Linked DNA regions of Mus musculus: region 1 is linked to region 2. The links are chromatin contacts, found by Hi-C or POLR2A ChIA-PET in ENCODE. All regions are on one chromosome and are shown on one strand. The core of a region is the stretch at or near the end of the contact, and the rest is flanking DNA. Distances in the headings are between cores, read along the strand shown.

Region 1 (5,505 bases), core at 351-2,850, 88 kb after region 2:
CCATGAGACATTGTTTGAGCATGCCACCTGTGGCATACCGGAGGATAGGGTGGTGCTTATCCATCCACTCTATCCAATCGAAGTCCTAACAATTTCAGCTATCTAGAGGTGTCTAGAAGTTCTGGAGTCTGGATCCCCGGTTCACCTAAACTTCACAGTCTTCTCACCCTGAGAGCCACCACCTAGATCCATATCGGCAGCATGACCTCTACTCTTGCCTGGCCACGTTGGGGTGAGGAACAGTCCTGTCTAGCAAACCTCTGACACCAGGGACTTTGCAAGATGCACGAGCCCACTCTACCCTCCAAGCCCGGGCTTTAAGCCCAGGGCGCAAGGAGACATCCCAACCCAACCAGGATCCATGTCAGTGAGGTCCTTTCTGTAGAGGTGCCAGTAAATGCAGTTGGGGACAGTTGAGCCAAGGGGTCCGGATCGGAAAGTTGAGGTTCAGACCCCCAAACGGGTCGACGGCTTTGGAAGAAGCTGAGCCGATCAGGAGGCAGGCAGGCAACAGCAGTGAAATGAACCTCGTTATACAGATGCCTGGGGGATGGGGAGCCTTGAGGAGGGGGCCCAAGGGGGAGCGTACCCCGCCTCCAGGCACCCTGTCCCGTAGTACAGCTTTAAAATCCTGAGAAGTTTGTCATAGGACAGCCTCATCACGCATGCGCATAGGCAAAGTTGACTTTTTTTTTCTCTCCCCCCCCCACCCCCCTTTGCCTCTCCAGCCGTGTTTGGTTCTGCAACTTTAAAAATATTTTTTTTTCGCTGAGAACACCAAGGGAAAGAGGAGTCTGGAGAGAGGGAGGGCGAAAGTGAGGGAGCTGGTCAGGAGGGCCGGGGGTGGGGGGCACGCGGTCCCCTCGCTGGGCCAGTCAGTCTGTGGGGCACCGCATCGCTTGGAAAGTTGCTGCAGGCTCCGAGGCACCGCCTCCGCCGTCCGGAGTCCGGATTGTGCGGCCGCTGCATTGCCATCTCCTTCCGCGGCCTCCGCCGGGCCCCACGACCGCCCCTCGGACCCCGGCCGCGACCGAGGAGGTGGGCAGCCTCGGCCGCCATGGACCTCTGGAGTTGAGTCGCCACCGCGGAGCTCTGCGCCCTCCGTCCTCTCGCTCTGTTCTCTCTGGAAAGGCGGGGGGGTGGAAAGAAGAAGGTTAACCCGAAGAAAGGAAGAAAGAAAGAAGGGGACCAGAAGGGGGAAGCCAACGTTCCCCCACAGGCTAGCTGTCCATCAACCGCTCAAGCCACCAAGCGGCAGAAAGTTCAGGGCTGCCTTGAACCCATTTTCTTTGCGCCTGGTTTTTGCCAGACTCTAAAATGAAAGGACAAAATTTGGCGCTGACTCTTGCAGCTCTGATGGCGACTTGTGCGATTTCAGCGGCATCTCCCGGAGAAAAAACCATGCGTGCCTGATTGTTCTGTGGTCCCATAGCCGCCGCCGCTGCTGCTGCTCTGTGTGTGTGTGTGTGTGTCTGTGTGTGTGTGTGAGCGCGTGTCTCTGTGTCTGCGTGTGTGTGCGTTTGTGTGTGTGTATGTGTGTGTGTTTGGGTGTGTGTCTGTGTGTACACAGAGGTTCACTAGCTAACTCAGCTGCAGGAGCAGTCCCTGGAAGCAGACGTTTCGGCCACAGACCCAGAGAGGAGGAGCTGACAATCAGGAGGCGTGAGCCGCCTGGAGTCTGCAGAATTCGTGGTGTGAATGAACTGGGGGCATCTTGGGCACAGGGATTGCCCCCCCTCCTTCCCCGCCTCGGGCCACAGTTGAGTAGTGGGGCATTTTTTTTCACCTTCTTGTGAAGAATTTTTTTTATTATTTGTTGTAAAGTCTTTTGCACAATCACGCCCACATTTGGGGTTGGAAAGCCCTAATTACCGCCGTCGCTGATGGACGTTAGAGAGGGAGCGCCTCGCCGCGGAACAGTCGCCTGCGCGCCCTCGTCGGACCCGCGGCTCCTGCACTGTGTCCCCGCTCGGCCCTGCGCTTGCTGCTCGCCCGCGCGCGCCGGCGCCCTCTCGGTTCCTGGGCACATTTCCACGCTATACCAACTCCTCTGCCCGAGTCCGGGCGCCAGTGCTCGCTTCCGCTCCGGGTCGCTGCGCCCACCCGACGCGCCCAGGAGGACTCCGCAGCCCTGCTTTGGATTGTCCCCCAAGGCTTAACCCCGACGCTTCGCTTGAATTCCTCGGCCGCCTTCGCTCGGGTGGCGACTTCCTCTCCGTGCCCCCTCCCCCTCGCCATGAAGGTAAGTGTTCTGTGCGCACGGACGCTCCCTACTTTTTCCCCCCCTTTTCAAAGTTAACTGAACTCTTTCAATCTATCCCTATCCTCTCCATTTCTCTAACTGCCTGGAGAAAGCTAAACTCCAATATCGCCGGCAGGGACTCCTATCTTTTCGTCCCTTACCCTGGGGACACTGCCTCTGCGTCCTTGGAGACTTTTTGCACCGGCTATTCTTCAAACCTTTTCAACTATGGAGAAGAGCGAGGGCAGGAAAGACAGTTCGGGTCACAGGCGGCGCGCCTTTTTACCTCGAGAACTGGAGTGTAGTTTTACTACGTGTATTTCAGTGACTGGATAATGATTCGATTCATCAAGTATATATCAAACGCTCATTTCACCGGCACGCGGAGATTGTGTGGCTGAAGCTCTGAGGCCGGATGAGGACTGTGTTAGGAGAAACGGCTGCGAGACTAAGGAAACTAGGGGCCACCTACCCTAGAGCAACGCACACCCCACCCCCAACCTCCGATCAGGGCCCAGTTCCCGGCTCTCCAGGTCGAGTAACCCGAGCGTTCCCGGCCCCTGTGCCTTTAAGAGTGCCTGGCGGGGGGCCAGAGCGCACCCCGCGCGGGGAGCAGGGTCGCGTTATTAGCTTTATTAGCGGCCTCTGGGTGAGCTCAGGTCCTTTACTGCAGCATTGGGGGCGGGGAGTAGTGGTCCTAGTGGCTTTAATCCTGCCCCCTGAGCGGAGTCAACCTAGTGCTTTGGAGACTCTAGGGCCTCTGCGTTTCGAGATCGGGCGGGGGTTAGTTTGTGAACTCGTGTTTGTTTTAATTGTCAGTTGTATGTTAAAGCCGAGTCACACACTCTGAGGGTCACCGAGAGTTCACTTTTACAAAAAAGTTAACGTTTCGTCTTGAAATATAACTAGCAATTTTCCAAACAACTTTTCCTTCGGTTATCCTCCACGCCTCGATAACAATTTCCATTTATACTTCATACCTCTCATTTCCAGCTTTCTAGTAGGGAGTAAGGTGAAGATCGGTACGAAGCTGTTTCCTAAAAGCAAACAACGTTCTTTCTTCAAAGAAAGGGTTTTAAACCCCGGTGCTTCTAAGGCCCTGTTTTACCCTCTATGCCCTGTCCGAGCCACAGCTCCGTGGTCTCACTTTAAATGAACAATTCGCTCCTGGGAAATAACTTGGGTCGGGTGATGAGGTCGTACCTCCTCAGCATCTGCTGTCTTGACGATATTAGCACACCTAGCCAGATTTAATTTCAAGACATTTTCCATCAGGCGAGGCTTTGCGGGGGGGGGGGGGATTTGGAGGAGACAATGTTGTAAGTACCCAGCAATTGAGGAATGGCGGAAAGTAGGGTATGAGAGGACGCGTTGGGACCCTTGCTTTGCTTTGGGGACTTGGGGAGCTGGAGATCAGTTTTTGACAAGCTGGCTTTAGTCTTGGCGGTTCGGCCCTAGATCCTCCAAAGGAGGTCCAGCCCAAGACCCTGGTCTTCCCTTCCAAAGCGCTCCTGTGCACAAGGGGCGCGCTACGTGCCGGCAAAACTCTTGAGCTTTAACGCGGCCTTTCTAACCGGCCGCGCGGTGCCGGCTGCCCCCTGTTGGCCATCTGGAAATAAGGCCTCTCTGAGTCCCAGTCCTTCAACTTTGCACCCCTGGAGACAACTCAGCCCCACTCTTCCCACCAAGACCCTTCTAAGGTCTCCGCCAGGGGACAATCTGTGTTACCCCGAGCTTCAAATAGAAAAGAGCCATAGGTGTAACCCAGCAATGAGGCCTTGGGCAATTTGGACTAAGGATTTCGACCCTTCTGGTCACTGGTGAGGGAGTGTCACAGTACAAGGCCTCGGGTGTGGCCCTGGTTGTCTCACCAATTCTTTCTGTGGTCCTGGATGCTTGTTGTGTTTCCCTCTCTCAGCCTCTGCTTCTTCATCCATTAAACACAGAAACAAAAACAGTGATTTTGTTTTCATTTATGAACTTCGTCTGTAAAAAAAAAAATCCCCTGTAAAGATTGGGAGTGAACCGATCTTTGATTTCTCACTCTCTCTTGGGGCTACACAACTGTTTTAGACAAATGACTCTGTGCTCAGTTACTCGAGGTAATTGTGTGTGGGTCCTTGAGAACCCTGGGGGAACATCGCTGAAGCTTAGGAAAAGAGCCGAAGTTTATCTCCTGGACTATTACTGTTCTCCGATCTCCTGGCAATTCTGGGTCACTCGGGAATTTTTCAGGTTCCTTACCCTGACTGCAGCTCCAGACAACCTCTGGCTTATCTCACTGGCTATTTCTGCCTGCTGCATGTGCTCTGACCACGTGTATTCATGAAGTGGGACAGGTACAGCTCAGCTGGGCCCAGGCCCTAAAGATGGGGAGCAACGCTTCTTTTGTCTACTCCCCCTTAAGCAGACATTGGTCATTTCTTCATTGTCTTCTCTCTGCCATTCTTGAAGCCGGAGAACCAAGTTTGTTCCAGCGACAGAGTTCTTCTCCCTCAAGTTTCTCCATCGGTCTTCTTGGTTCAGAGAAAGAGCAGACTGGAGAACACTGTTCAATTTCCATCTCTTCAAGAACAGAGATCTGGGAGTTTCCCATCTTCCTTTTCGCCACTGGGAGCCTGGGTCACTCTCTTCCGCCTAGTTGGCATCTCTCATCATTTCCACTCTCAGACGTGGGCCCTAAATGTAGAATCTAGCAGAAGGAAATGACCCAACTGGGAAGTAGGGCCACTGCCCCCTACTTCCCGCCCCTGACCCTGGAAAAAGACTCTGTGCCTAGCCGCTCTAGTTGGGAGCTGAGCACTTTTATGTGTGTCCTGTAGCTATGTAGACCGAGGAAATAGTCTTTTCCACCAACTTCCCTCTCTTTCGTGTTGGCACCTTAGATCAGCGCTGCAGCCTGCACCTCTCACCTAGTCCACCCTGAAAGCTTTGAGGTTTCCTTTATGGGGAAGCAGCAGCATCGAGATTCAGCGTCTTTGGCTTCAAGACTCGCAAACGCTTTTCCTTCGCTTCACCCACCCCTGCGCTGCACCTCTTAAAAGCCCGCACCCTCCACTGTACGCCGGGGAACGACAGATGCTCCGGCTTCTCAGCCTGCTTTCCCAACCCTATTGGAAAACATTTGGCTCGTTCTCTGGATAATTTTGACCAGAACTTTTAAAAAAAATCTATATAACTCTGTTGCGGGAGTCTCCCGAAAGTTCTCCTTCCACACCGTCTTCTTCGCTTCGATTTCTCCTAAACTCACCGGGTCGGATGTT
Region 2 (5,746 bases), core at 987-3,486:
CCACAGCTCTTGTTCTTCCTAAGGCTACGGGCATCTTCCTTGGCTCCCTGGCCTGGGATCATCCCCCTCCTCTCCTGTGTTTCACGACTAGGCTTTCTGCTCCTTGGCAGAGGTCCATTCTGTGCAGCCCCTCCAAAGGCCATGAGACTTAGCAGGTGAAAGTCTGATTCAGGACAGTGCTCATGGGGATTCTGGCAAAGGGACCTCCTGACAGATTTTATCAGGAGCTTGAGGGAAACAGCAGACACCACAGGATTTGAGTGAAGCTTGAGGTATTGGGCAGTTTAGATCCACATACCATAGAGCTATGTCGCTCCCAGTTAGTCAGTTTTGCTTGACAGTTGAATATCTCTGCATCAGTTAGATGGGAATATCTGACTCTTGAGAGTTCTTCTACGGTTGGGAGAAATACATGCGCAGTCCTTGGCCTGTGTAAGAAGAACTGTAAGGAGCTGCCCATCACAGCAGCAATCATTATTGTTAACGAGGCAGTGTCTAGCCTAGGCCCAAATGCCAATATAAATGAGTATATCCCCCCATTTCTAATATGCCCCTTGTATTAATTAGTAGGCCTCTGCTGTTGACAATGAATGGTTCATTGAACACACTGATCAAAAGTTAGCTGCCTTCTCCTTTCAGAGCAGTGGAGAAGTCAAGTCAGACCACCCAGGAGTAAGGAAACCGTGGGCCTTCCTCACTGCCAAAAGCTTGTTGACAGACCCATTACTTCGACTGTGGTGTATACCAGAATGCTCTCTCTCCTTGCATGGTGACACTCAGGTACAAAGCAAGACAGGAACTGAGGGCTCAGGAAAGTCCAGCAAGCTGACTGGTAAGGGAAACCTTCTTCCCTGTCAAGGAGGAAGACAGATCGAGGCTAGATACATGGAGGAAGGACTAATAAAAAGAATAAAGACCACATGGGGAGGACCTGTGGGTCTTCCGACTACCCTTCCACCCCGCTCATGCATGCCTCCAGCAGGCTGTGACATTGCTGCTGGGCCCATCCTGCAGCCCCCGTGTCCTGACTCTCGAGCATCTGTTGCTCTTCACTGCATCCTTCCAGATGCAGAGGCATGCGAGGAATTGAGTGAATCGTAAAGTTAGACGAGTATCTTAATGGCTGACATTTATTGAGTGCCTGCTATTGCCCAGCTCTGTGCAGAAAGCCTCCTCTCAGGCAGTTCTCTGGTAGTCCTGTCCATGCAGCCATAGTAACACCAGTGCCCATTTGACAGATGAGCCAACTGAGGCCCAGAGAAAAGGAGTTACTTATAGCTAACAAGCAGTAGAGATAAGTGTGGGTCTGTCTGAGGCTCAAACCTGTTCCTCACCATGCCGTATCCTGTGATTCTATAATGCCCCCAAAGTCTTCACTTTGGGATAAGGGGATCAGTGGAGAAGAAATGATTCAGGTAGAGAATGTACGGACAGAAGTGGGGCTTTATTTGGCAGTCAGCTGGTGTCTGTCAGTCCAGCCTGCTTCAGGGACTGTTTGTTCCCTTTTGTGAGCTTCAGAGAAGTTAATCAATGTGATCAAAGTCATACCGTCTAAATATAAAAGGAATTTTCATAGGTCCTATGGTTTTCTTAGCTTCTGGGGGAAGCTTGCGATTTTGATGCTGTTTGAGCTGAAAAAACAGAGCTGAGGAGGCCCCCAGGGTCAGACACCTCACTATAACGAGGGAAGCAGAGACCCCCAGTTCATCTTTGGAACACTTAACAGGACATTTGTGGGGGGTAATGGATGGGCTTTTAAAGTTAGAAAGCAGATATTTAAACCCAACTCACCCTCCACTGAGGGAGTTTAGGCAAGTCATTTCACCCCGTCAGATTCCATGCTGCTGTCTTAGTAAGGAGGATGGCGACTCCGCTACAGGGCTGTTGGCACTGGTTGTAGCACACACAATATTCCTCGTGGCAGCCGGTGTGGAATGATGGCTGGGTTTATTGTTTTCTAGATGATTCCAAATACCTCAACCCAAGTGTCAGAAACTAGCCAAGGGAGTAATTTAAGCATGGGGTTGCTTCAACCTTTTCTCTCTGATGCCTGCAGGGCAGTGGAGGGACAGACCTGAGGAAAGCCATGTTCCCTCAGCAATCGAATCCTTACTTCAGGTACCCAGCCTCTTGCTGGCTCTGTGTGAACACCTCACTCACCCTCCTCGGACCAGAGGCCCAGGTCCCTACGAATGGGTGACAAAACCTGCCTGGCCTCCCCACCCTCCAAGTCATTTCTGAAGCAGTGCCAGGACTGAGCCATAAAAGGCTAGGCTCCCTGGCTGTGGTCTTTGTTCTTCTGAGCTGGAATGTCTCACAGTGACAGGCAGTGAGGAAAAGCCCTTCAGTGTCCCAGTGCCACCTCCCTTCAGCAGCTCCATCAGTCTCGCCTTCCTGGGTTGCACACCCCGCTGGCGACAGCGGCTGGAAGATCAGTGTTCCCCGGGGTTAGAGAGGGACCACCTGAATTTCCACCTACTGGGTGGCCAGCTGTTGACATTCTCTCTTGGGAAAGGAAGAGACCTGGGGAAAACAATAGCCAGGATGCTGCTGTGGAATTGTGTGTGTGAGGGATAGGCCTCTCAATTCTCAAGCCATGGAGGTTATTAACTGAGGGCCTACTATGTGTGTAGTAGTGGTGGTAGAGGTTCAGTTTGTGGATTTTATTATTATTCAGATGTGCTGAGGCCAGCATACCAGAAGACAACAAGGACCACTGAAAAGATACTTTGTTCTTCAAAGTCCCAAAAGGAGGAGCCTCAGCATGGGGTACAGAGGCCACCTGGGAAGGGCCAGTGATCAGAAAGCAGAGGGAGCCAGGAAAAACATGGCAAGAACCTTTGTAGTGGTTTCTGTGGGGCAGGCAAGCCAAGCCAGGGATTAACTCATTGGAATAGTTTCATGGCTTCTCCAGGCAGAGAGACTCTTCTAGCTATCTAGTACCTGGTCCAAGGTCACTGGGAGAGGGAAAGATTGTTCTGGGTGTAAGATCCCCACATAGCCCCTTCCCCACAAAAGAAATGTCTTAGGTATGGGCTGTGCATGGATTGCTTAACAGTAAAAGGTAACCCCTGAGGCCGGATTGTCCCAAGTCAATCTCTAGGAAATGTTTATCCCTTAAGGCACAGTTTCTCCAGCCATTGAAGCCTCAGATGCTATAGCATCCAAATAGAAAGGTATATAATAAAGCTAGACCCTGAGTCCTTAGTACACGAAACCCACCAGATCCCTGTGTCAAAAAGCTTTCCTCTCAGCAAGGAAGGAAACAGCAAACTGCCGAGTATTTTCAACTGTGCTGAGGGATCAAACTGGAAAGGGGGAACAGTTATCCCTGGTGATTCGAGAAAAGCCTACAGCTATAAGTGGGGATGGAGATCAGAGCATCTTTTCCCATTACTGATGCTGGTTAAAGTTGACTCCGTGAATTCAGAGCTGGAGCACGTCAAAAGTATGAGGAACACAAAGCAATTATCAGGTTCATGCAAGGGGAAAGGCCAGCGTGGAGAAAGGGCAGAGAAGAAAGGAAAGCACCAAGGTCTGGAAGTTTCCTTGAACTTCCTAATCACCTTCAAGGCCTGGTGGCTTATCTGACCATAGACCATCTGTTCTGCCCTGGAGTTAGAGCATGGTATTGGCAGAGCCCTTTGAAACCTTTGAACGCAGGGCCCCATAATGGCTGCCCCTGCCCCTCTCAGCATCAGCAGCCCTGTGCCACCTTCTGCACTCACCTTCTGGTCCCAGACCATTTGGAAACCATCTGGAACTCATTATGAAAATCAAGCTTGGTTTCGGCATGAGCAAGTAAGGAAAGCTGTAACTGCAAGATAAGAAAAGACTGGGACTTTGCTTCTGACCACACTCTCAACTGGGTTCCTTCGTGGGGTCTGTCCCAGCCTTCATCTACTGCCCTTCCTCCCCGCTGCCACATGGGAACAGAGTACCTGGAGGAAATCCCTCTGGCAGGAGTAAATTAAATAGGGGAGGGGGCGGATGAGGGGGTGGAGATGGGCATTAGTCCTCGGGAGGAAAAAGATGGTTCTCTGCATGCAAGAGATGGAGCCACCATGAGAAGCATCCCCCAGGAGGCTTGCTGATTGTCTGTCTCTTTCTGTCCCCCCAAACTAAGGCCACTAGAGAATGATAATCAAGCCCAATTCATTACATGTCGTGTCAATTTTTTTGAAAAAGATGAATAGTGAAATGTTTTTAAATTCTTTGCCTAATTGAAATCAATGTTTATATGATTTGCCAAAGTTTTAAAAAATGTGTGTGACGGGCTGAAAATGTTAGCTCAAGGAGAGGTTCAGGCGCAGCAGATGCAAAAACATCGAAAATCATTCATCTAATTTAATTGTCAAGTTGTGCCAAAAATGCTAACGTGATATCTTTGAAGAGTAATTGGTACAAAGAATATCCTCAAAGAGAAGTATTTCCACACCCATCTGGCTCGTATCTCCCCCCCCCCCTTGTTGGCAGAGCCCCGTGCGCTCCATCCCTTCCCCTCTGCACAGGCACCCAGCTCCCTCTGCAGCCTTTTCAGCCACCAATGATCATCCTATGGAAAGGAACTCGAATTCTTTCTTTAGATGTAGTCCAAGATATTCGTGGAAGAATTCTTAATCCTCTGTTTCTACCAAATATGGCCTTTGCAAGTGTCTGCTTGACCTGGTAAGCCGGGGAATTGTGGCTTGCTCCACTCGGAGACAAGAGCACCTGCTCTCACAAAAGGAGAATGAATATGAAGTTTGTGTGAGATTTCCTGGAAGTGAGTCCAGAGGCTACTGTTAGCTTCTCCCCTCAGACATTCCCTGGAGAGAGAACTAAATGGTGAGGAAAACGGAACCTCCCACTCCATGTTTACCCATCTAAAAGGATGAAAAGTAGTGTTCCCTTCATGAGCAGCACCCACAGTGCCCCTGGGTCAGTACAGTAGTGCTCTCTCTGCCTCCTGGACCACAGGTGATGGACGGCTTACCCTCATCTTCCTGCATCTGCAGCCTTCTCTAGTGGCAAATCTCACTCTAGCCACATTCCAGAGCCCCCATTCTCAGCTCCCCTCTCCTGTTCTCATATCACTTTACAGGTATGAGCACACATGCATGCACACACACCAGAGAGACTACATATTTACCTTGTTCACTGTCGGTCAACCCTCATGGACAAAGATCTCGTTTGCTAGGTACCTGGCACACAGCAGATACTTGGTAACAGTTTGTCAAGAGGATGAATGGAGATTCTGGGATTCATAAAATTACCAACACAGCAACATTCCTGTTAAGAGCAGTAGTCAGGAAAGGGGATATCTGCCAGCCACAGCCTGGTTATCCATTATGGGTCTTTTCTATTTCAAAAAAAAAAAAAAGATATTTTTTTTCTTTTTCAAGATACAGAAAGCTGGGCTGGAGAGATGGCTCAGCAATTAAGAGCACTGACTGCTCTTCCAAAGGTCCTGAGTTCAAATCCCAGCAACCACATGGTGGCTCACAACCATCTGTAATGAGATCTGATGTCCTCTTCTGGTGTGTCTGAAGATAGCTTACATATAATAAATAAGTAAGTAACTCTTAAAAAAAAAAAAGATACAGAAAGCTAAGGTCTACACCTTTCTCTGGCTATTCAGGTTGTCACAGGGATTAGCAGTGCTGTGTTCTACCCAATTGGCTGGATACCCTGTGCCACTGCTGCCTGCCACAATTGAATAGCCTGTAGCCTCACCCACTCACCTTTTCCTCAGTCAGCCTTTACC

The links. A loop is a pair of places that touch in the nucleus more often than their neighbours do. ChIA-PET counts read pairs that join two places held with the same protein, here RNA polymerase II (POLR2A).
Region 1: a map of heart shows a loop between it and region 2 (2.2-fold over the local background). The contact joins the promoter of Wnt5a here to the enhancer-like site in region 2. A Hi-C loop is called at or near these places in 1 of 37 maps with a recorded cell type or tissue (heart). POLR2A ChIA-PET finds 5 or more read pairs at or near these places in 2 of 5 experiments (Patski and embryonic stem cell).

The regions. Positions count from the first base shown.
Region 1 is chr14:28,503,873-28,509,377 of GRCm38, forward strand. It overlaps Wnt5a (wingless-type MMTV integration site family, member 5A), which reads left to right and starts at 1,601. Exons shown (of 5, transcript NM_009524.4): 1 at 1,601-2,242. The coding sequence starts at 2,237.
Region 2 is chr14:28,414,960-28,420,705 of GRCm38, forward strand. The region is part of intron 19 of Erc2 (ELKS/RAB6-interacting/CAST family member 2); the gene reads left to right. Among named protein-coding and RNA genes, the nearest start is that of Gm52097, 36 kb to the left of the region's middle. Within about 2 kb of position 2,237, at least 1 of the 3 ENCODE cell types and tissues checked has a DNase peak (open chromatin) inside an H3K27ac peak, as active enhancers do; it is heart, where a contact is called at or near this core.